Linked DNA regions of Homo sapiens: region 2 is linked to region 1. Evidence: chromatin loops called from intact Hi-C (ENCODE). Cell type or tissue: HCT116. All regions are shown on one strand. Links, peaks and the distances in the headings refer to the core of each region. The heading gives the core; the rest is flanking DNA. Region 1 overlaps BORCS8-MEF2B (BORCS8-MEF2B readthrough). Region 2 overlaps MAU2 (MAU2 sister chromatid cohesion factor).

What was found. Peaks named below come from ENCODE experiments on the same cell type or tissue, not always from the same donor. Only the 100,000 strongest peaks of a DNase experiment are listed, where the experiment ranks them.
Region 2: a loop joins it to region 1, with 7 times the contacts of the local background. A loop is called at or near these places in 9 of 110 quality-filtered maps.

What each region holds. Positions count from the first base shown.
Region 1 is chr19:19,182,332-19,190,331 of GRCh38, reverse strand. It overlaps BORCS8-MEF2B (BORCS8-MEF2B readthrough), which reads left to right. Exons shown (of 12, transcript NR_027308.2): 2 at 3,327-3,439; 3 at 4,234-4,298; 4 at 7,649-7,759. BORCS8 (BLOC-1 related complex subunit 8) reads left to right here. Exons shown (of 6, transcript NM_001145784.2): 2 at 3,327-3,439; 3 at 4,234-4,298; 4 at 7,649-7,759. Among named protein-coding and RNA genes, the nearest start is that of BORCS8, 5.8 kb to the left of the region's middle. RefSeq lists an enhancer at 4,359-4,860. In HCT116, for the core only: a CTCF peak has its summit at 4,235 (motif pointing left); a DNase peak (open chromatin) is centred at 4,221; H3K27ac peaks cover 1,141 bases.
Region 2 is chr19:19,337,552-19,350,875 of GRCh38, reverse strand. It overlaps MAU2 (MAU2 sister chromatid cohesion factor), which reads right to left. Exons shown (of 19, transcript NM_015329.4): 5 at 11,937-12,031; 6 at 10,003-10,030; 7 at 9,469-9,624; 8 at 8,195-8,341; 9 at 8,010-8,100; 10 at 6,936-7,039; 11 at 5,950-6,027; 12 at 5,507-5,572; 13 at 3,510-3,596; 14 at 1,938-1,987; 15 at 1,644-1,721; 16 at 1,440-1,551. Among named protein-coding and RNA genes, the nearest start is that of MAU2, 23 kb to the right of the region's middle. RefSeq lists enhancers at 1,444-1,944, 8,331-8,839 and silencers at 7,952-8,091, 8,132-8,221. In HCT116, for the core only: CTCF peaks have their summits at 7,752 and 7,951 (motif pointing right); a DNase peak (open chromatin) is centred at 7,955.

The DNA.
Region 1 (8,000 bases), core at 1-8,000:
GGCATTGGATTCATCTCTGTAGCAAACTTTGAGGCTGGTGCTGTTATTCTTTTTTTGTGGATGAGGAAGCTGAGGCTCAGAGAAGCTCTGCTCTCCCAAGTCCAAGCTTTTAACTTTTCCTGTGAACATGTAACCTAATCAGTTGAAATTGGTATTAAGAGAAAGGAACAAAATGCCTGCCAAGGTCCTCCGTGAGGTGGAGGGGTCATCTTTTAAGCTTGGTAGTCAGGGAGGGTCTTGCCCAGGAGGTGACATTTGAGCAGACCTGAGGGATGAAGGAGAGCCAGTGACGGAATGGTGTCTCCAGGTGGGAATACCAAGTGCAAAGGCCTTGAGGTGACCAAGTGTTTAGAGCTCTGCTGTAATGAATAAAGGAGCAACTGGTCACATACGGGCATTTAATTTTTTTTTTTTTGGGACAGAGTCTCACTCTTTTGCCCAGACTGGAGTGCAGTGGTATGATCATGGCTCACTGCAGCCTCCACTTGTCAGACCCAAGCAGTCCTCCCACCTCAGCCTCCTGAGTAGCTGGGACTACAGGTATAGATCACCATGACCAGCTTATTTTTGCAATTTTTTATAGAGGTGGGGTTTCGCCATGTCTCCCAGGCTGGTCTTGAACTCCTAGGCTGAATCCATCCTCCTGCCAAAGTGCTGGGATTACAGGCGTGAGCCACCGCACCCGGCGTTGGTCTCAAATTCTTATCCTCAAGTGATCCTCCTACCTTGTCCTCTCGGGCAGTGAGAAAGTTCTGGGCAGTGCTGGGAGGTCCAAGGAAGAGCCAGGGGTGGAGGGCAAGGAAGGCAGGGAGGTCAAGAGCAGCCAGAACATGCAGGGCAAGAAAGGCGGATTTTATTCTCTGGCAGGTGGGAGCTATGGAAGAGTTTAAAGCAAGGGTGGGAATAGATGATTTGTTCATTTGGAGTTTGCCTCACGTGCTGCATGGAGGTTGAACTGTTGGCAGCAGGGGAAGCAGAGAGGCCAGGGAGAAGGTGGATCTGGCATCCAGGCAGGAGATGGCCGTGCCTCGCTGTGCCTGGACCGGTGCGGGCAGTGTGGTATAATAGAACAGGTGAGACTGGAACCATCAGGATCTGCCCAAGAATGGGACAGGAAAGGCGGGCCCTGCTGGCTGGCTGGGAATGCCGTTGTTGAAACAGACCCTGTAATGAGGATTTGCGTGCAATTAATTTATCAGGGCCGGGCGGTGGCTCACTCCTGTAATCCCAGCACTCTGGGAGGCCGAAGTGGGCAGATCACTTGAGGTCAGGAGTTCGAGACCAGCCTGGCCAACATGGTAAAACCCCATCTCAAATAAAAATACAAAAATTAGCCAGGCGTGGTGGCGGGTGCCTGTAATCCCAGCTACTCGGGAGGCTGAGGCAGGAGAATCACCTGAACCCGGGAGGTGGAGGTTGCAGTGAGCCGAGATTACACTACTGCACTCCAGCCTGGACAACAGAGCAAGACTCTGTCTCAAAAACAAGAAAAAAAAAATTTCATCAGGAGACACCTGCAGGGGAGAAGGGGAAACAGGGCAGGGCTGGCTGGTGAGGAGGCTGAGCGAGGGGCACCTCAGGTAAAATCTGCAGAGGGAGGCCTCATCCTGGGCCTGCACAGGAGCCCAGGGGGATGTTAGGCTCTGGGTTGTTCAGTGCCCAGCGAGGGACACAGGTTTCCATATCTCTCACTGGTGAGTGGCAGCTGAGGCCCTCCTGGGATGTGAACTTCCAGGCACTTTCAGGTCCTGTGGGCATGCTCTGAAGAGTCCCGAGTGTGGTCACGGGGGCAAAAAGAATGCCGGGAAGTGCAGTAGGCAGCAGTGTCCACTACCGGTGGGTTTGGGAGGGAAAGATGAGAAGAGTTCACTGGGGGCCAGGCACAGTGGCTCATGCCTATAATCCCAGCACTTTGGGAGGCTGAGGCAGGAGGATCACTTGAGACCAAGAGTTCAGGACCAGCCTGGGCCACATAGCAAGACCTTGTCTCTATTTTAAAAAATGAGCCGGGCGCGGTGGCTCATGCCTGTAATCCCAGCACTTTGGAGCCCGAGGCAGGCGGATCACGAGGTCAGGAGATCGAGACCATCCTGGTAACACAGTGAAACCCCGTCTCTACTAAAAAATACAAAAAGTTAGCCGGGCGTGGTGGCGGGTGCCTGTAGTCCCAGCTACGCGGGAGGCTGAGCCGGGAGAATGACGTGAACCCAGGAGGTGGAGCTTGCAGTGAGCCAAGATTGCCCCACTACACTCCAGCCTGGGCGACAGAGTGAGACTCCATCTCAAAATAATAATAAATAAATAAATAAATAAATGAAAAAACTAGCCAGGCATGGTGGTTTGCACCTGTAGTTCTAGCTCCTCGGGAGGCTGAGGCGTGATGATGCCTTGAGGCTGGGAGTTTCGAGGGTGCAGTGAGCTGTGATCACACCACTGCACTCCAGCCTGGGCAACAGAGCGAGACCCTGTCTCTAAAAAAAAAGTTCAATCAAGCTGGCCAGGCGCGGTGGCTCAAGCCTGTAATCCCAGCACTTTGGGAGGCCATGGTGAGCGGATCACGAGGTCAGGAGATCGAGACCATCCTGACCAACATGGTGAAACCCTGTCTCCACTAAAAATACAAAAATTAGCTGGGCGTGGTGGTGCATGCCTGTAATCCCAGCTACTCAGGAGGCTGAGGCAGGAGAATCACTTGAACCAGGGAGTCGGAGGTTGTGGTGAGCCGAGATTGCACCACTGCACTCCAGCCTGATGACAGAGCAAGACTCTGTCTCAAAAAAAAAAAAAAGAAGTTTACTCGTTATGAACTCATCACTCATTATGTCCTCTCATTAATGTCCTCTTTTTTTTTTTTTGAGATGGAGTTTTGCTCTTGTTGCCCAGGCTGGAGTGCAATGGCATGACGTCAGCTCACTGCAACCTCCACCTCCCAGATTCAAGTGATTTCTCCTGCCTCAGCCTCCAGAATAGCTGGGACTACAGGCGCCCGCCATCATGCCTGGCTAATTTTTGTATTTTTAGTAGAGATGGGTTTTACCATGATGGCCTGGCTGGTCTTGAATTCCTGACCTCAGGTGATCTGCCCACCTCAGCCTCCAAAGTGCTAGGATTACAGGCGTGAGCCACCGCACCCGGTCTCATTAATGTCCTCTTGAGTGAGCCCTGCTGTGACCACTTCCTCCAGCCTGTCATGGGCCAGGAGTGACCTAGCTGCGGAGGGACACGCCAGATGCCCCCTTTGCTCTGGCTGGGCTCAACACTTGAGCAATGAGGAGGCTGACGCTTTGTCTCCCCACACCCGCCCCATCCCTACCACCTGTATCTAGTCACGGACAAGTTCACTGAGAGCGTCTACGTCCTGGCCAACGAGCCATCCGTGGCCCTGTACCGGCTGCAGGAGCATGTGCGTCGCTCCCTCCCCGAGCTGGCCCAGCACAAGGTGAGCTGGGGCCTGCTGGGAGGAGCAGGGGCTGTCAGGGCAGGAGTCAAGGCTGGGACACCAGCAAGGAGGCATGTGGTGGCAAAGCCAGGTCAGAGGCGTGGTGGACAGATCTGGGATAGATTTTGAAGGAGATGGCAAGATGTGTGTATTAGTTCATTCTCATGCTGCTATCAGGACATAGCCAAGACTGGGTAATTTATAAAGAGGTTTAATTGACTCACAGTTCAACAGGGCTGGGGAGGCCTCAGGAAACTTAGAATCATGGCAGAAGGGGAAGCAAACATGTACTTCCTCACATGGCAGCAAGAAGGAGAAGTATGAGTGCCCAGTGAAGGGGGAGGCCCCTTATTAAAACCACAAGATCTCGTGAGAACTCACTTATCAGGAGAACAGGATGAGGGGAACCACCTCTATGATTCAGTTGTCTCCACCTGGTCCCTCTCACAACACATGGGGATTATGGGAACTACAATTCAAGGTGAGATTTGGGTGGGGACACAGTCAAACTATACTATTCTGTTACAGTTATGACCTGCATGGCAAGGAGGCAGCCGTCTGACTATCTAAGGGAAGGATGTGCCAGGCAGGGGGAACAGCCTGTGCAAAGGCCCTGAGGCATGGTGGCCAGGTGTTCACAGAAAGCCCAGACCTGTGAGGGAAGGGAGTTGCAGGAGGAAAGGTCTCTGCTTCCACCATGAGGACTCAGGAGAGCCCCAACCAAGAGAGCTGGGAGGAAGGCCCTCTAGGTGGGGGTGGCCTCCCTTGCCAAATATCTCCTGCGCCCCCTACAGGCAGACATGCAGCGTTGGGAGGAGCAGAGCCAGGGAGCCATCTACACTGTGGAGTACGCCTGCAGGTGAGCGCCACAGCCTCCCCGCTGCAGGGCCACCTTTTGCTGCTCTGGCCTCCTGGGCATTCAGGGGCATCCCAGCCAACTGCCCAGTAAGCCCCACCCTGCCAGGCCTACCCGAGTGGGTGTATGGGGTCTGTACCACGATTCACTTGGCCAGGGCCCCAGGTGGGTCTCTTCCCTGTGCTGAGCCCCTCCCCAGCTGCCACAGGAAAGAGGGATAGGGATTCTGGAAGATGCCTCTGGGGACCAGCATTTCTCTCCCACAGCCAGGACAGATGGGCCAGTGGGGTGGATGGCAGCCAGGGGGAAGCCCAAAGCACAGATATGGCTGTTTATTTTTAAATTTTTTTTGAGACAGAATCTTACTCTGTCACCCAGGCTGGAGTGCAGTGGCATGATCTCAGTTCACTGCAACGTCCGCCTCTCAAGTCCAAGCAGTTCTCCCGCTTCAGCCTCCCGAGTAGCTGGGACTACAGGCGCCCGCCACCTTGCCCGGCTAATTTTTGTATTTTTAGCAGAGATGGGGTTTCGCCATGTTGGCCAGGCTGGTCTCAAACTTCTGACCTCAGGTGATCTACCCACCTCAGCCTCCCAAAGTGCTCAGATTACAGATGCGAGCCACCACGCCTGGCCGGTGTTTCTTTTTGTTACTGACCCCTTGCCTCCTGTGCTTTGGTTCCATTCCTCGTGACTGTATTCCCAAGCCTTATTCCGGTTGCCTCGGGTTGCCCAGTTGGCCTTGGAAGTTCCTCGACTTTGCACAGACATGCTGTTTGCACCTGACATGGGCTGTGGGCCATTTTATTGGCGGCTGAATGATGCTCCCAGCAGTTCCCTTGGTGTGTTGCTGTTTGGTTGTGTGGGCGAAGGTGCCTAGACAAGAAATCCTGCTGCTGGGGCAGTATTCTGCCATTGGCAGCCTTGGCCCCCTTGGTGGGACAAGGGTTGACCAGACAGACAGTATCTTCCTTAGCTCAAGGAAAAGAAAAGAAATAGGAGTTGCTAGAGCTGGGAATGGTTATGCACGCCTATAGTTCCAGCTACTCAGGAGGCTGAGGTGGGAGGATGCCTTGAAAGGAGTTCAGGGTCAGCCTGCGTGATATAGCCAGACCTCTCCTCTAAAGAAGAAAGAAATACGGCCGGGTGCAGGGGCTTACGCCTGTACTCCCAGTGCTTTGGGAGTCTGAGGTGGGAGGATCACTTCAGCCCAGGAGTTTGAGACCAGTCTGGGCAACCTGGTGAAACCCTATTCCTACAAAAAATACAAAAACTAGCCGAGCCTGGTGGCACACACCTCTAGTCCCAGCTACTCGGGATGCTGAGGTGGGAGGATTGCTTAAGCCTGGGAGGTTGAGGCTGCAGTGAGTGGAGATTGCACCACTGCACTCCAGCCTGGGCAACAGAACAAGATCCTGTCTCAAAAAAACAAAAAACAGACCGGGCGCGGTGGCTCACACCTGTAATCCCAGCACTTTGGGAGGCCAAGGCAGGCGGATCATGAGCTCAGGAGATCGAGACCATCCTGGCTAACACGGTGAAACCGCGTCTTTACTAAAAATACAAAAAAATTAGCCAGGTGTGGTGGCACCTGTAGTCCCAGCTACGTGGGAGGCTGAGGCAGGAGAATGGCATGAACCCGGGAGGTGGAGCTTGCAGTGAGCCGAGATCACGCCATTGCACTCCAGCCTGGGCGACAGAGCGAGACTCCGTCTCAAAAAAAAAAAAAAAAAAGAAAGGAAAAAAAAAAACCAACAAAAAACCTATGCTTTCTTCTGCTTCCTCTAGCTGTGCCATCTAATCCAGGAACCTACGCCATGGGTGGCTAAGCACACTTCAATTTTAACTCGTTAAAATGAAACTGGGTGCAGTGACTCACGCCAGTAATCCCAGCACTTTGGGAGGCCGAGGTGGGCAGATCACTTGCGGCAGGAGTTAAGACCAGCCTGGCCAACATGGTGCAACCCTATCTCTACTAAAAATACAAAAATTAGCCAGGTGTGGTGGTGGGCACCTGTAATCCCAGCTACTTGGGAGGCGGAGGCAGGAGAATCGCTTGAACCTGGGAGACGGAGGTTGCTGTGAGCTGAGATTGTGCTCAGTCTGGGCAACAAAGTGAGACTTTGTCTCAAAAAAAAAAATTAAAAATTAAAAAAAAATTACAAAATGAGGCTGAGCGCAGTGGCTCACGCCTGTAATCCCAGCACTTTTGGAGGCCGAGGCAGGAGGATCCCCTGAGGTCAGGAGTTTGAGACCAGCCTGACCAACATGTACTAAAAGTACAAAAATTAGCCAGGTGTGGTGGTGGGCACCTGTAATCCCAGCTACTTGGGAGGCTGAGGCAGGAGAATTGCTTGAACCTGGGAGGCGGAGGTTGCAGTGAGCCGAGATCACACCATTGCACTCCAGCCTGGGCAACAAGAGCGAAATTCCGTCTCAAAAAAAAAAAAAGAAAGAAAAAAAATATTCAGCTCCCAAGTCCCGCTAGCCACATTCCAGGTGCCTCTCAGCCATCTCAATGGATAAAGAACATTTTCATCACCACAGAAGTTGCCCCAGATACCACTGGGCTAGGCGGGAGGCCAGCGAACATTTGTCTGTAGTGAAATGTATATTTTTTTTTTTTTTTTGAGACGGAGTCTCGCTCTGTCGCCCAGGCTGGAGTGCAGTGGCGCGATCTCAGCCCACTGCAAGCTCTGCCTCCCAGGTTCATGCCATTCTCCTGCCTCAGCCTCCCGAGTAGCTGGGACTACAGGCGGCCGCCACCACGCCCGGCTAATTTTTTTGTATTTTTAGTAGAGACAGAGGTTTCACCTTGTTAGCCAGCATGGTCTTGACCTCCCGACCTCATGATCCACCCGCCTCAGCCTCCCAGAGTGCTGGGATTACAGGCATGATCCACTGCGCCCATCCCAGATTTTTCTTTTTAAGAGATGGGGTCTCGCTGTGTTGCCCAGGCTGGTCTCAACCTCCTGGGCTCAAGCCATCCTCTTGCCTTGGCCTCTTGAGTAGCTGGGATTATAGGTGTGAACCACAGTGCCCAGGTGTTTTTTCTTTCCTATTTTTTACACCCCCATTATCAGCAGTAATGGCCGAGATATTTTTTATGACATCTTTATACACTGATCCCTCCTTCAAAACATTAGATGTTTCAGTGGCAGAGAATGTGCTGTGTTGCACAGATGTCATCTAGTCATAGCAGGGAAATCTAAAATGTAAGCCCACTGTGAGTCCTTCGGGAAGCCCGCAGAATCACTGAGGTACCCACCGAGCCCTGGTGGTGACCTCAAGTGCTGGGGTGTGGGACAGTTACCTGCAGGTCCGGAGCGCTGACCAGGCCTGTCCTCCCGTTTCAGCGCCGTGAAGAACCTGGTGGACAGCAGCGTCTACTTCCGCAGCGTGGAGGGTCTGCTCAAACAGGCCATCAGCATCCGGGACCATATGAATGCCAGTGCCCAGGGCCACAGGTAGCTCCTGGGACCGCCCGCCCCCACTGCCACTCCCAGCTGCAAGGACCGTCTCTCAGCTGCGCTGGGAACCGCTGCTTCTCGCTTATTAGAAAACTGTCTCTTTCCTTTTGTCCTGGTGTCTGGTGACCTCCTCTTGTCCTGTGGCATCTATAACCTGAGTTCAGTCACTTAATACCGAGGTCCTGCGCTCTGCTGTGTGCCTGGCCCTGGGCTGGGCACTGGGGACATAGCAGTGACC
Region 2 (13,324 bases), core at 3,349-11,348, 160 kb before region 1:
CAGGCTGGAGTGCAGTGGTGGGATCTCGGCTCACTGCAAGCTCCGCCTTCCTGGTTCATGCCATTCTCCTGCCTCAGCCTCCCAAATAGCTGGGACTACAGGCGCCTGCCACCATGCCCGGCTAATTTTTTGTATTTTTAGTAGAGACGGGGTTTCACCGTGTTAGCCAGGATGGTCTCGATCTCCTGACCTTGTGATCTGCCCGCCTTGGCCTCCCAAAGTGCTGGGATTACAGGCGTGAGCCACCATGCCCGGCCTTTTTTTTTTTGAGATGGAGTCTTGCTCTCACCTAGGCTGGATGGAGTACAATGACACGACCTCGGCTTACTGCAACCTCTCTGCCTCCTGGGTTCAAGCAATTCTCCTGTCTCAGCCTCCAGAATAGCTGGGAGTACAGATGTGTGCCACCACACCTGGCTAATTTTTGTATTTTCAGTAGAGATGAGGTTTCACCATGTTGACCAGGCTGGTCTTGAACTCTTGACCTCAAGTGATCTGCCCACCTCAGCCTCCCAAAGTGCTGGGATTACAGGCATGAGCCACCGTGCCTGTCCCAAAAACATCTTTTTTTTTTTTTTCTGAGACAGAGTCTCACTCTGTTGCCCAGGCTGGAGTGCAGCGGCATGATCTCCGTTCAATGCAACCTCTGCCTCCTGGGTTCAAGTGATTCTCATGCCTCAGCCTCCCGAGTAGCTTGGATTACAGGCGTCCACCACCACGCCCCACTAATTTTTGTATTTTTAGTAAGAGACAGGGTTTCACTATGTTGGCTAGGCTGGTCTTGAACTCCTGACCTCAGGTGATCTGCCCGCCTTGGCCTCCCAAAGTGCTGGGATTACAGGCGTGAGCCATTGTGCCTGCCCAAAATATCTTCTTAAAAAAAAAAAAAAAAAAAAAAAATTCAAGACCTCGTGAGATCAGTGGGTGAGAGTAGGCGAGGAATTGACAGGAAGGACTGAGGCGGCCAGTCCCACCAGAGACTGGCTGACCTTGGGTGGGGACCAATCCCAGGGGCCACTTGTACCCTGAGAGGACACTGTGTTGGCCAAGGATGATATGTTTGGAAGTCCGGCTGAGAGGAGACACCTCTCTGCCCCTCAGGTGTCAACACATAGCATGGGGTGGCTGCGTCATCCCCAGTAGCTCAGGGCAGCTCCTTTGGTTCTGGCTTCAGCTCCCCTGAGCCCTGGGGCTCTGCCTGCCCAATGTCTGAGGCCACACCCATCAGGCCTCCTGCCTTCCCCCCACACCCTCTGTGGGTGCCCAGCTCCTCTGGCCCTGCCTGCCCAGGCTGTGGGAGTCAGGGCATCCACCTAGACGTGCTCTTCGAGGGGCATAGGATGAACAGTGCCATGCCACCCTTAGGGTGCTGGCCGGCTCCTGTCCCTCAGCCAAGCCCCACAGGCACCCAAGCGAGGGGCCCAGGCCAGGGCACTCACCCTGTGGTTTCCCAGCACATAGAAGATGTGGCCCAGAAGCACGAGGGAGCAGGCTGTGAGCCGGTTCAGGTCCTCAGCATTGGACATCTTCAGAGTTTCCCGCAGAAATCGCCTGACAAGGAGAACATGGACGCTGATAACTGCAGGACGGGGCCTGGGCTACCCTGAGCATGGCCCTCACGCCACCCTCTGCCCCACACTTACTTGGCCTCGTTGTAGCGTCCCTGGAAGAAGGAGAAGAGCCCACGCACATAGAAGGCGGCTGCTCGGAGGCAGTGCGAGCTGCAGGGAGAGTGCAGTATCACATGGGGTGGTGATTTTGAGAAGCAGGTTTACAAAACGGCAGTGGGCAGCTGGGGGCTATTTCTGAGAGCCCCCACTGCAGACTGTCTGTGAGGAGGGGTATGGGGTGTCAGGGTGCAAGGGGCAGTCAGGGGCCCCAACCAAAGAGCACGGGGAGCCTAGGCCGTGCGTGGAGTGGTGCCTGGAGCGGCTCACCTGACAGGGAAGCTGTGGTCCGGGTTGATCCTCTCCAGCAGACTGTAGAGCTGCGGGGGAAAGAGCCAGTCAGCACCATTCTGCATCTTCACAGGAGAAAGGTCCCCAAGACACACTGCAGTGCATGGGAATTTCTCTACACCCCCGTCGGGACTGTGGCCTCCAGGCTGAGCCTGGTGACTGACCAGCAAGAGCAGCCTCTGGTGAGAAGGGCCGGGGGCAAGATTTCCACACCCTCAGCCAGCCCTGCCTGTGCCACCCTGTCCTGCAGTAGGTGACAGGGGCCTGGGCGTCCAGAAGGCCTTTGTATGGTCAGAGTGGTGCTGAGGGGCTGGCCTGGCAGTGGGTAGGTTGGCAGGCTGGGGCCCGTGAGCCCTGTGGGCTGTGGGGGTGAGTGGGTGGGATTTCTCTGGAGGTGCAGGGACCCCGGGAGGCTCTGATGGGGGCGTGATCTGACTGATAATTTAGCTGCCCTCTAGCTGCAGAGGCACAGGGGAGCCAAACTCCTCCTCAACACTGCGAGCCCACGTATGGCATCGGATGACTAAGCCGGGGCTGGGCTTTCTTTTTCCTTTGAGACAGGTTCTTGCTCTGTCGCCCAGGCTGGAGTGCAGTGGCTGGATCATGGCTCACTGCAGCCCTCAATCTCCCTAGCTCAAGCAATCCTCCTGCCTCAGTCTCCCGAGTAGTTGGGACCACAGGCCTGCACCCCACCAAGTTTTTAAAAAATTTTTTTGTAGAAATGGGGGTCTCCCTATGTTGCCCAGGCTGGTCTTGAACTCCTGACCTCAAGTGATCCTCCTGCCTTGCTTCCCAAAGTGCTGGGATTACAGGTGTGAGCCAAGCACCTGGCCTGATACACTTTGGAGGTAGACCCCCAGAGGTGAAGGAGATACTAGAACTGAGGGACATCCTAGGGCTGAGGGGGATCCCAGGGCTGAGTGGGCATCCCAGGGCTGAGGAGGGAATCCCAGAGCTGAGGGGGATCCCAGGGCTGAGGAGGGGATCCCGGGGCTGAGGAGGGGATCCCGGGGCTGAGGGGGATCCCAGGGCTGAGTGGGGATCCCAGGGCTAAAAGGGACAGAAGAGGGAACCTAACTCTTATGCAAGCATTGGTTCAGAAGCGCCACGTGAGGGCAACCCTGGGCATCCCCACCCAACACTGCAGCCAGTGAGTGCCCCTGATCCTGCAGGGGCATCAGCACAACCTGGGGACAAGGTGCTCTGGCTGCTGCCCCTTAGGACTGAGCCTCAATGCCTGGCCGACATCCTAGAGCAGACAGCTTGGGCTATAAGACCTTGTCTGTGTGATTCATACAGCTTGGTTTGTTTGTGATAAAGAGAAGTGTTCTGTGGCTATGGGAATGTTTTTGTCCCAGACCTGGCCTCCCCCGGCCATAGCCCGATTCACCTCTGGGTCGCCTTGTGTGTCTGTGTCGGGTGCCGCCCATCCCTCAAAAGGTGAACACCCTGGGGTCTGCTGAGATGTGCTGGTGCCCAGGACAACCCCCTGGTTCCCCAAAAAGAAGAGAACAGAGAGAAAGGATACCGAACATGAAGCATGTCACCTACTACCTCTTGGTGTCTATTTCCTTCCCGTATATACACACTCGCCAGGTTGGTGACGATGAAGGCCCACAGCTCCTGGTGGTTGGTGAGCTGGAATGGGAGGCGGGGACATTAGGGGGCTGGGTCGGGTGCTGTGACCCATGTGGCAGTGTCAGAGCACCCACAATCTCCACGGAGACTACTTTGGAAAAGACTTGTTCTTTTCATTTCAAACACACTTGTTTTGCCTCCTAAGCTCAAGGATAACACAGCTATTACTTCTTCTCATTATAAAACCATCATCTGCGTTACGGGGCAGTTAGAGAACACAGAAGAGGAAAACCAGCCACCCCAATCCTACCCTCAGAACATGTCGGGTTTTGGTCCATTTTCCACTGTCTCTCAGGACTGAGACCTGGTGGACCCTTCCTCCAGGCCACAGCCAGCAACCTGTGGGACCCAGGTGTCCACTGCCATCAAGGCATATGCTGGTCCTAGGCGGGGGTCACTCTTCATAGGGGGAAGTGGGGAAGAGGGGAGCTGTTGTCCCACAGGGGGCCAGCACAGGCCCCGCTCCAGGTAGGTGATGCTGTGTCAGAGACCAGAAATGCTGCTGATGACAGGTGGTGGATGGGCCATGGTCCCTGGCTCTTCTTGGCAAATGAGATCGTTCGTCAAGAGAGGGTCCAATCTATGTAGCTCAAGCCCTGCTCAGACCCTGGTTCCCAGTGGGGCTGGGCAAGAGGTGGAGTGAGCCCAGGAAGCACAGACCCCACCTGCACAGATCCCCTCCTGGCACACACCCAGGAGGCCCAGAGGATCTTCCGAATCAAGCACAGATGCTCTGAGACGTAGCAAGGTGGGAGATGTTTGTTTCAGGGCCACAGGAGGCGTGTGTGTTTGGGGTTAGGGGTGTTGGGGTTGCATCCTGGCTCCATCACTCCTGGGTGGGCCATGAAAAAGAGGCTCTCTTTTGGCCTCGGGGTGAGGACTCCTTAGGGTACATGGCCTTGGGAACTTTGACGCGGAACCAAACCAGCAATAGCAACCACTTGTGGGGAGTGAGACGGAGACGGAGATGGCAGGATGGCAGGGCCACGAGGAGGGTCCTGGCCCTGCTGCAGTCAGAGTGAGCCAGGGTCCTGGGAGCGAGGTGAGGAGGCAGAGGAGTGGGTGCTGAGTCAGCCCTTCCCTCCCAAGCATGCTGTCTGCATGTCAGGGCTCCTGTGCATCTCTGAGGCCAGTGGCGGGGGTGGCAGCACCCACAGGCCTGCGGGGTGCCGTGGAATGGGAACCCTGTCCAACAGTCAGGGCGCACACAGGACTCCCTGGTGACCTTGCCCGAGTGGCAGACAGAGCAGCCTCTGCTCCCTGACACCTCTCCTCAGGGCCCTTCCTGGCACCACCAGGAAAAAGGTGTCCACAGCCTCCATTTCCTGTGAGGAGGTTGAGGCTGAGGTGGGGACACAATGGTCCAGCCCTGGGCTGGGGCGCTCCGTGAGGATGTGGCACCAGCCTTCTTCCAGGGCCTGGCGGGGCCCCCGTCTAAGGCCAGGAGCCTGGGGTGCTGCTTCACCCTCTCCGGCCCAGCAGGACCAAGAGTCCTCCTCTGTCCAAAGAGCACCTGGGAGATGGCCCAGCTCCACCACTCCCCATGGGAGCCCTGAACCCAGGATGGCTCTGAGTTGTCAGCTGACACTTGAGCCAATCCAGCCTTGGGGGTGGGTGCCGCAAAAGTTCCCACTCAGGCATGAAAGTGGTGTCCCCGGACGCGTCGCACCTCTCCCTCACGTCTGCCCTTGGGTCAGCTCAGGAAGCCCCTGGCCCCATAGCTGTCCCTTATCCAGATAAACAGCGCGTCACTGCCAAGGCTGGCATGGGCTGACTACTGTGCATTGCCTCTGGGGCTGCGGCTTTGCATAGCTGACCTAGCGCGACTGCTGTCCTCATCACAGACCACGCCCGACTCCTTACTCAGAAGTGTGGCCCGCCCCGAGCAGCAAGGAGGGCCGGCACCTTACCCGCAGGGCCGTGGTGAACTGGGCTTCCGCGTTGTCCATGCAGTTGACAGAGACACAGTACAGGCCCTGGAAGAAGGTGGTGTTGTCATCAGGGCCGGCCCCTGGGGAGGGGGCTCAGATCAGAGACACGTGGTGTGCCCGGGGCCTGCACGGCTGCCCTGGAGGAGTATGACAATGGCTCTACCGAGCCAGCTGCAAGGCAGGTAATATGCTCACTGTCCCCACCTTTCAGACCCAAGCCAATGTGGGGTGGGACAAGATGCTCACTGGGAGCATTCCGGATCGTGCCTGGGAAGGTTATATGATTACCTATGGGAACATTCCGGATTCTGATTAGGGTGCTGTCAGGGGGTCCTTCACTGGGAATGTTCTGGATCTGGTTAGGTACTTACTTACTGAGAACATTCTGGATTCTCCCGGGGTGTTGTCACAGGGTTACTCACCAGCAATGTGTGCAGCTGTGCTGCATGGTTGGAGAAGAGCCGGGGGGACTGCTGGCACAGCTGGCAGACCTGGGAGATCTGCCGGGAGAGAGTGTACTGCCATCACAGGACTGCAACCTGGGACCTGGCGTCTGAGCAGCAATGGAGAGACCCCATAGCTGGTGGGTGAGCCCATGTCCTGTCTGACCAAACTGGGGTACAAAGCCCCAGCAGACACGTCCACCATGAGGGCAAAGGGCAGCCCAGATCCCATCGTGGACAGGGACCCTTGTCTGTTACTCGTCTCTTCCACTCTGTCCAACAGGTGTCTGGGTTGTAAAGGACCTCCAGCCTACTGAGGGCCCCCATGCCCTCTCAGGAGGGTGGGTACTGGGGGTAGAGTGTTCCTAATGGCAGGGTGGGGTATAACAATCACTGTCAAAGGACCCCCCAAATCCCCAGAGACCATGTGCGCTATCCCCTTGGTGTGCAAGCTTTTGGGCCATGGCCCATTAGTTTTTTGGGTTTTTTTTTTTGAGATGGAGTCTCACTCTGTTGCCCAGGTTGGAGTGCAGTAGTGCGATCTCGGCTCACTGCAACCTCTGCCTCCTGGGTTCAGGCTATTCTCCTGCCTCAGCCTCTCAAGTAACTGGGATTACAGGTGTCTGCCACCACACCTGGCTAATTTTTATATTTTTAGTAGAGGCGGGGTTTCGCCATGTTGGCCAGGCTGGTCTCAAACTCCTGGCCTCAAGTGATCCACCCGCCTCGGCCTCCCAAACTGCTGGGATGACAGGCGTGAGCCACTGCGCCCGGCCTCCACTGGTTTTTGTATGAGATTCTCTGATCAGTGGTGCCCATGCAGGGCTGTAAAACGCTGGCCGACAGCGAGACAGCAGGATGGGCTGGCCTGCCAGTATGCACTTGGCGAATTCAGTCTCTTGTCTGACACTGCTGAGACCCAACAAACTCCTGGGCCTTCCCGCCCCTCCTGCTTCCAGCCTTACCTCCTGCAGCGCCGTGGCCTTGTGACCCGTGACAAGGCGGCACATGATGATGTGCTCCAGCAGGATCACTTGGAAGGATGACAGGATGGGGCTGCAGTCCAGCACTATGGGTGAGAGTCAGGGGTAAGCATGCAGGGGAGGCCAGAGGAGGCGCCACCCCCAGCCCACCGTGCCCCCACCTCGTTCCTGTCTCCTGCCACACTGGCTAGGCACCCACCCCGTCATCTCCCCTAGTCCCCACTGCACCCTCTGAGTGAAGGAGTGTGTCTTGCTGTCCAGGTGGGGAGACGGAGCTGGAGCCAGAGGTTGGTTCCCACAGTGCTCCAAGAAGGGTTGGCTCTCACCCTCACCCTCACCCTACGTGCTCAAGAGCTTGTGGACATGGCAGGTTCTAGAAATGTAGAAATGTGGAAACCACCCTGGATCATGACACCATGCAGCAGAGCCTCAGGCAGTCGGGTAGGGGGACCTGGGCTGGGCCCCACCTCCCAACAGCCCCAAGCAACCATCCTCATATGGGAATAAGAGAAGCACAGGGCCTATCCGGCTTTGGGCTGCCTTGGCTCTGATGCCTTCTCCCCCAGCAGCACTCACGAGGGAGCAAACAGACCGACTAATGGGCACACTATACCAGCCAGGGACGTCTGCTCTGGGTTTGTGCTAGTCAAAGGTCCCTGGATGGATTAGACACTTGAGCATCTGGAAAGAACTCACGACCTCCAAAGGACATGCTGGTGGTCAGTGAGGGCTGAGTTCTGATCCTGGCCTCATCCCGAGTGTCCCTGTCACAACACTGATAATAATTGGGAAAAGCAGCTACCACCTGTTTCAACTGAGCATGACTGGGCACAAGGGACCTGACCAGTCAGGGAGGTACCCCCGACCCCAGGCCTGTCTGCTCTGCTCTGACGTTGGACACCAGCATTTATCAACTAGGGGTGACGAGACCCACCAGGCAGGGTGGCTGGGCGCTGCGGTCACACAGGGTCACTGGGCCCTGGTACAGCTAGCGTCTGGCCAGGCCGTCCGCCAGGGGTCGCTGTGGCCATGTGGCCAGCCGAGCACCTGACTTACTCTTGAGCTTCTCCAGCTGCATGAGGGCCTTGTCCGTGTACTTCTGCGCCTTCTCCAGGTAGCCGGCCTGCATGGAGTGCATCACAGTCACCTAGCGACAAGACCAGACAGCAGGGGTTACCAGGGCCCTCTCCCTCTCCCTGCCCCCGCCCCCAGCCCTGGCCCGGGCCCTGGTGGGGACGCACCAGGTAGACAAGCACACACATGTGCTCCTTGGGCAGCCAGTGGAAGAGGTCAGCGGGGTTGCTGGGCAGGATCTCATCATCGTGCAGTGTGGAGATGGTCTGGATGCACTGCTGCAGCTGCTTCAGACACGGCTTCACGCTCTTCACCTGTGCAGCACCCACACCCGAGCATCCACCTGAGCCTGGCCTCTCAGGAAGCCAGGCCCAGCCCAGCCACCCCTGCTCCTTCCTCTAGGGAGCATCTGCCTTCCCCTTCTGCCAGGGCCACCTCCTGCAAGATGAAGCCGCCCCTGCCGCACTCCCATGAATCAGCCAGGCTTTTGGGGCATGGGGCACAGCCAGGCGGGCAGCTGTGGGACTGAGGCTTGTCCACTGCCCAGTGTTGGGTCCAACACCAAGGCCCAGGAGAGGCCTATCCAGACCCTGCTGGAGCTGCACTTGGTCTTCACGCAGCCAGACCTGAGACGGCAGGGGGAGGCTGTGCTCTGAGGGGGTGGGAGGTGGCTTCCTGGCCCAGGAATCAGGCAGGCGCTGTGGTCCATCTCGCCCTGAGGCCCCGAGGGATGTCTCTGCAGCCCTTGCACCCTGAGGGAAGCGTGGCTGCAGTCTGCTCTGTGTCCCTATGCGCCGAGTGCAGTGCTTCACCCAATGGGCAACGATGGGTATGGATGGACGAACTGGGCAACCCCCTTACCAAGCCCTGTGGAGACTCGCCTGTGGCCCACTGCGACAGGGGTGGGTCTGAGTGGCACAGGGCAGCCCCCAGCCCCCGAAGGGCTGAGACTGTCACACAAGCACAGAGACAAGGAGCTCAAACACAGCCGCTCCCCACCCACGGCAGGGTCATGAGTCCAGTCTCGGACATGGCTGAGCACATCAGTCCCTACTCAACCCCACAGCCGGGGGCCAGACAGACAGCACCTGGGCATCTGCTGTGTGCAGGTGCCATCCCAGCACCTCTGTGGTTTATTCTCATGATTCCCTGAACTGCCATTGGAATCTCTGAGCATCCATACACTGAGCGAGTGTATGCAATGTCACACATAGTACTCCCAAAGGGAGGTGGGGTGGCCAGGACAGACCCTGTTCCCAGATACCAGCACTCGTGGCAGAGCAGGACAGGAGTGTGTGTGTCCGGGACTGGTATGACAGCCCTGTTGTGTGGCAAGGTAAGGCGATGACACAGCTGACCTCACAGCCCAAGACCCATTGGCCTGGGTACCACCCATACCCACTGGTCACAACCAGCAGCTCGCCTGAGAGGCGCCACACACCTGCCCGGCATCCAGATAGTGGGTGACCTGGAGCACCAGGAAGAAGACACGCAGCGACTCCTTCTGGATGGGGTTCCCCTGCCAGTTCTCCACGATCTGCCCGCAGAGGGTCAGCAGCGGGTGCACCTCCTGCAGCTTTCGCTCCATCAGCAGCAGCTGGGGAGGGAGAGGCGCAGGTGTAGGGTACAGGGCTTGCAGGGGCCCTCCCAGGACCGGGAGCACAGGGTCACCTGCCCACCTGCCCTGGGACTGCTGCCACCAATCCAGAGGGCAAGGCCAGCCTGAAACCCCAGCCCAGGCAGCTCCTAACCAGGCTCTTGCCTCAGCATGAATCCCATAGGGTGCAGCCTGAGTTTCCCTCCTGAACCCAGCAGGGCCCGGGCCTCACATTCCAGGCTGCTCACTGTGCCTAAGGGTCTGGGCGCCTAAGGGGCCATGCCATGGAGAGTGGGTGGGGTCTGAGCAGACTCTGTGGGGGCCCTGCCTCACCTCCACAACACCAGCTGCATCCAGCCATGCCCAGCCTCAACTTACCATCCCCTTGCTGAGGAGGAACAGCGCCCTGCAAAACAAGAGGCAGGGGTCAGGTCCTAGCAGGCCCAGGAGCCTCCTGGGATGACTGTGATTACCCCAAGGCTCACAGGACCTAATATGCCACCTCAGGGGACAGTTCAGTGGACAACAGAGAACAGTCCCCTTACAAGACTGCTCTGTTTTATCCTATTGTGTCTGTGTTTATTTTTATTTTTATTTATTTATTTATTTTTTTGAGACGGAGTCTCGCTCTGTCGCCCAGGCTGGAGTGCAGTGGTGCGGTCTCAGCTCACTGCAAGCTCAGCCTCCCAGGTTCACGCCATTCTCCTGCCTCAGCCTCCTGAGTAGCTGGGACTACAGGCGCCCGCCACCACGCCCGGCTAATTTTTTGTATTTTTAGTAGAGACAGAATTTCACCGTGTTAGCCAGGATGGTCTCGATCTCCTGACCTCGTGATCCACCCGCCTCGGCCTCCCAAAGTGCTGGGATTACAGGTGTGAGCCACCGCGCCCGGCCTGTTTTTATTTTTTTTATTATTTTTTTCTTAGAGTCTCACTCTGTTGCCCAGGCTGGAGTGCAATGGTGTGATCTCGATTCACTGCAACCTATGCTTCCCGGGTTCAAGCGATTCTCCTGCCTCAGCCTCCTGAGCACCTGGGACTACAGGCACCTGGCACCATGCCTGGTTAATTTTTTTTTTTTTTTTTTTGAGATGGAGTCTCGCTCTGTCGCCCAGGCTGGAGTGCAGTGGCGCGATCTCAGCTCACTGCAACCTCCGCGTCCTGGGTTCATGCCATTCTCCCGCCTCAGCCTCCTGAGTAGCTGGGACTACAGGCGCCCGCCACCATGCCCAGCTAATTTTTTGTATTTTTAGTAGAGACGGGGTTTCACCATTCACAGGATGGTCTTGATCTCCTGACCTCGTGATCTGCCCACCTTGGCCTCCCAAAGTGCTGGGATTACAGGTGTGAGCCACTGCGCCCGGCCATGCCTGGCTAATTTTTATATTTTTAGTAGAGACGGGGTTTCACCATGTTGGCCAGGCTGGTCTCAAACTCCTGACCTCATGTGATCCACCTGCCTCGGCCTCCCAAAGTGCTGGGATTTCAGGTGTCAGCCACTGTGCCTGGCCTGTATTTATTTTTCTTACATGGCTTAGACGCACTCACGTGAAAAGCCCAGAAGGCGGTTGGGTGCAATGGCTCATGCCTATAATCCCAGCACTTTGGGAGACCAAGGTGGGCAGATCACTTGAGGTCAGAAGTTTGAGACCAGCCTAGGCAACATGGTGAGACCCTATCTCTACAAAAAAAAAACAACAAAAAAAAACGCGGCGGTGGACACACAGCGTTGGGGCCAGTGGGCAGGCTTGGGTGCCTGAACTCAGGCTCAAACCCGCGCCTCATGGTGACTAATTTTTTTTTTTTTGAGACGGAGTCTCGCTCTGTCGCCAGGCTGGAGTACAGTGGCATGATCTTGGCTCACTGCAACCTCTGCCTCCCGGGTTCAAGCTAGTCTCCTGCCTCAGCCTCCCGAGTACCTGGGATTACAGGTACCCACCACCACGCCCAGCTAATTTTTGTATTTTTAGTAGAAACAGGTTTCACCATGTTGGCCAGGGTGGGCTCAATCTCTTGACCTCGTGATCCTCCCACGTTAGCCTCTCAAAGTGCTGGGATTACAGGCGTAAGCCACTGTGCCCGGACCCAATTTTTGTATTTTTTGTGGAGATGGGGTTTCACTATGTTCCCCAGGCTGGTCTTGAACTCCTGGGCTCAAGTGATCCTCCTACCTTGGCCTTCCAAAGTGCTGGGAATATACTGTGAGCTACTGTACTTCACCTGAAATGCCATTTCTGTTATTTGTCCTGGACCAAGATGGCCAAGCCCCTCCTGTTAACAGAGCAGGAGGGAAGGAGGGGAGTGGGTGCCTACCGTGTGTATTCAGATCCCACCACCCGGGCGTACTCGGCCCCTACACCCAGGAGGTCACAGGCCGACACCAGGTCCTTCTCAAGCGTGTGCAGTTGCTAAAAAGGAAAGAGAGCAGTGACCTTTGCTGCCAAACCCATCAGTTTTACGGTACCTGCCTTCGTGCTCTGTTAGCAAACTCAACCAAACCTCCCCACGTCAGTGAAACTGCCTGTGTCAGTTTTGAGCTAAATTAACCAAATTATCTTATCAACGCTAATTGCTTTGGGTACACAGCTCCAGTTGGCCTGTAGTATATATGTCATCTAAACTGAATGGTGCCTGCAGTGGACACTATCTAAACTTAATGGAGCATAGAACCAGCAGCCAAGGCTCACGGCACAGACCCCCAAGGCTGTGTGAGCACCTAAGGCTGTTCTGAGTGCTTTGTGGGGTCTGTCTTCAGTGGGGTGTCCCTAGTGTGTTCCAGGGCCGACAAGGAGGGACTCCCTCAGAGGCAAGTGTCAAAGTCTGAACAGGCTGAAAGGGAGGCACATGCCTGGCTTGACCCTGCAAGGCAATACCTATGGGGCTGTGGTGAAGAGCTCGGCCCTTGGGTGTGCGTGCACATGGTGCCTGCCAACTCTGTGGCCCAGGGGAGGTGACTCACGGCCTGGCCTGCTCCTTTGTCTGCTAATGGGCACAAGAGTGCGTGGGGAGATGGAAGGACACAGCATGTGTATGCAGCTTCTCATCAGGCCTGGGGGAGGAGGGCCTCGGGAACTCCTGGCTGCTGGGGGAGCTCTTCCCTGTGCGTACTTTTCTCAGCCAGACCCTCCTGGGGTGAGGGACTCAGCTGGAGGAACTCCCAACCCAGGGTCCACATACTGCATAGGTGTCATGGGAGGTGGCTAAGTGGTGGCCCGGAAGGCAGGCTGGGTCATGGAAGAGAGAGGCCGGGGGCCGGCCACCCGCCTGAGGGTCCCCAGTGCAGAAGTATGGGTGGAGCCCAGGACAGGAGAGGTGCCCCACGTGGTGGAGCCTGCCGGCCCCTCCACTGCAGCCGGGAAGGCCGAGTTCAGAGTCCCCCAACAACCGAGCACTGTGGAGCTCAGAGACCAGGGCTTCACCTATATCTGGGGGGGCCAAAGGGAGCATGAGGAGGAACTGTGTGGATCCCAGGATGAGGGTGTGCCCCAGCAGCCTCCAACGTGAGGGGCCCCATGTGGGACACAATGCTTGACATGGCCATTTGTGGCCTGATAGGCAGCCCCTTGGAGTCTCAGTGTAGCTCCTAAAAAAAACCCACAGTGGGTCTCTGGCAGGAAATGTTCCTGGGATTTCAATGAGTGCAGGCCAAAGATGAGATGAGAACGGCTGGGAGGGAGGGGAACCCAAAGACACCCAACAAG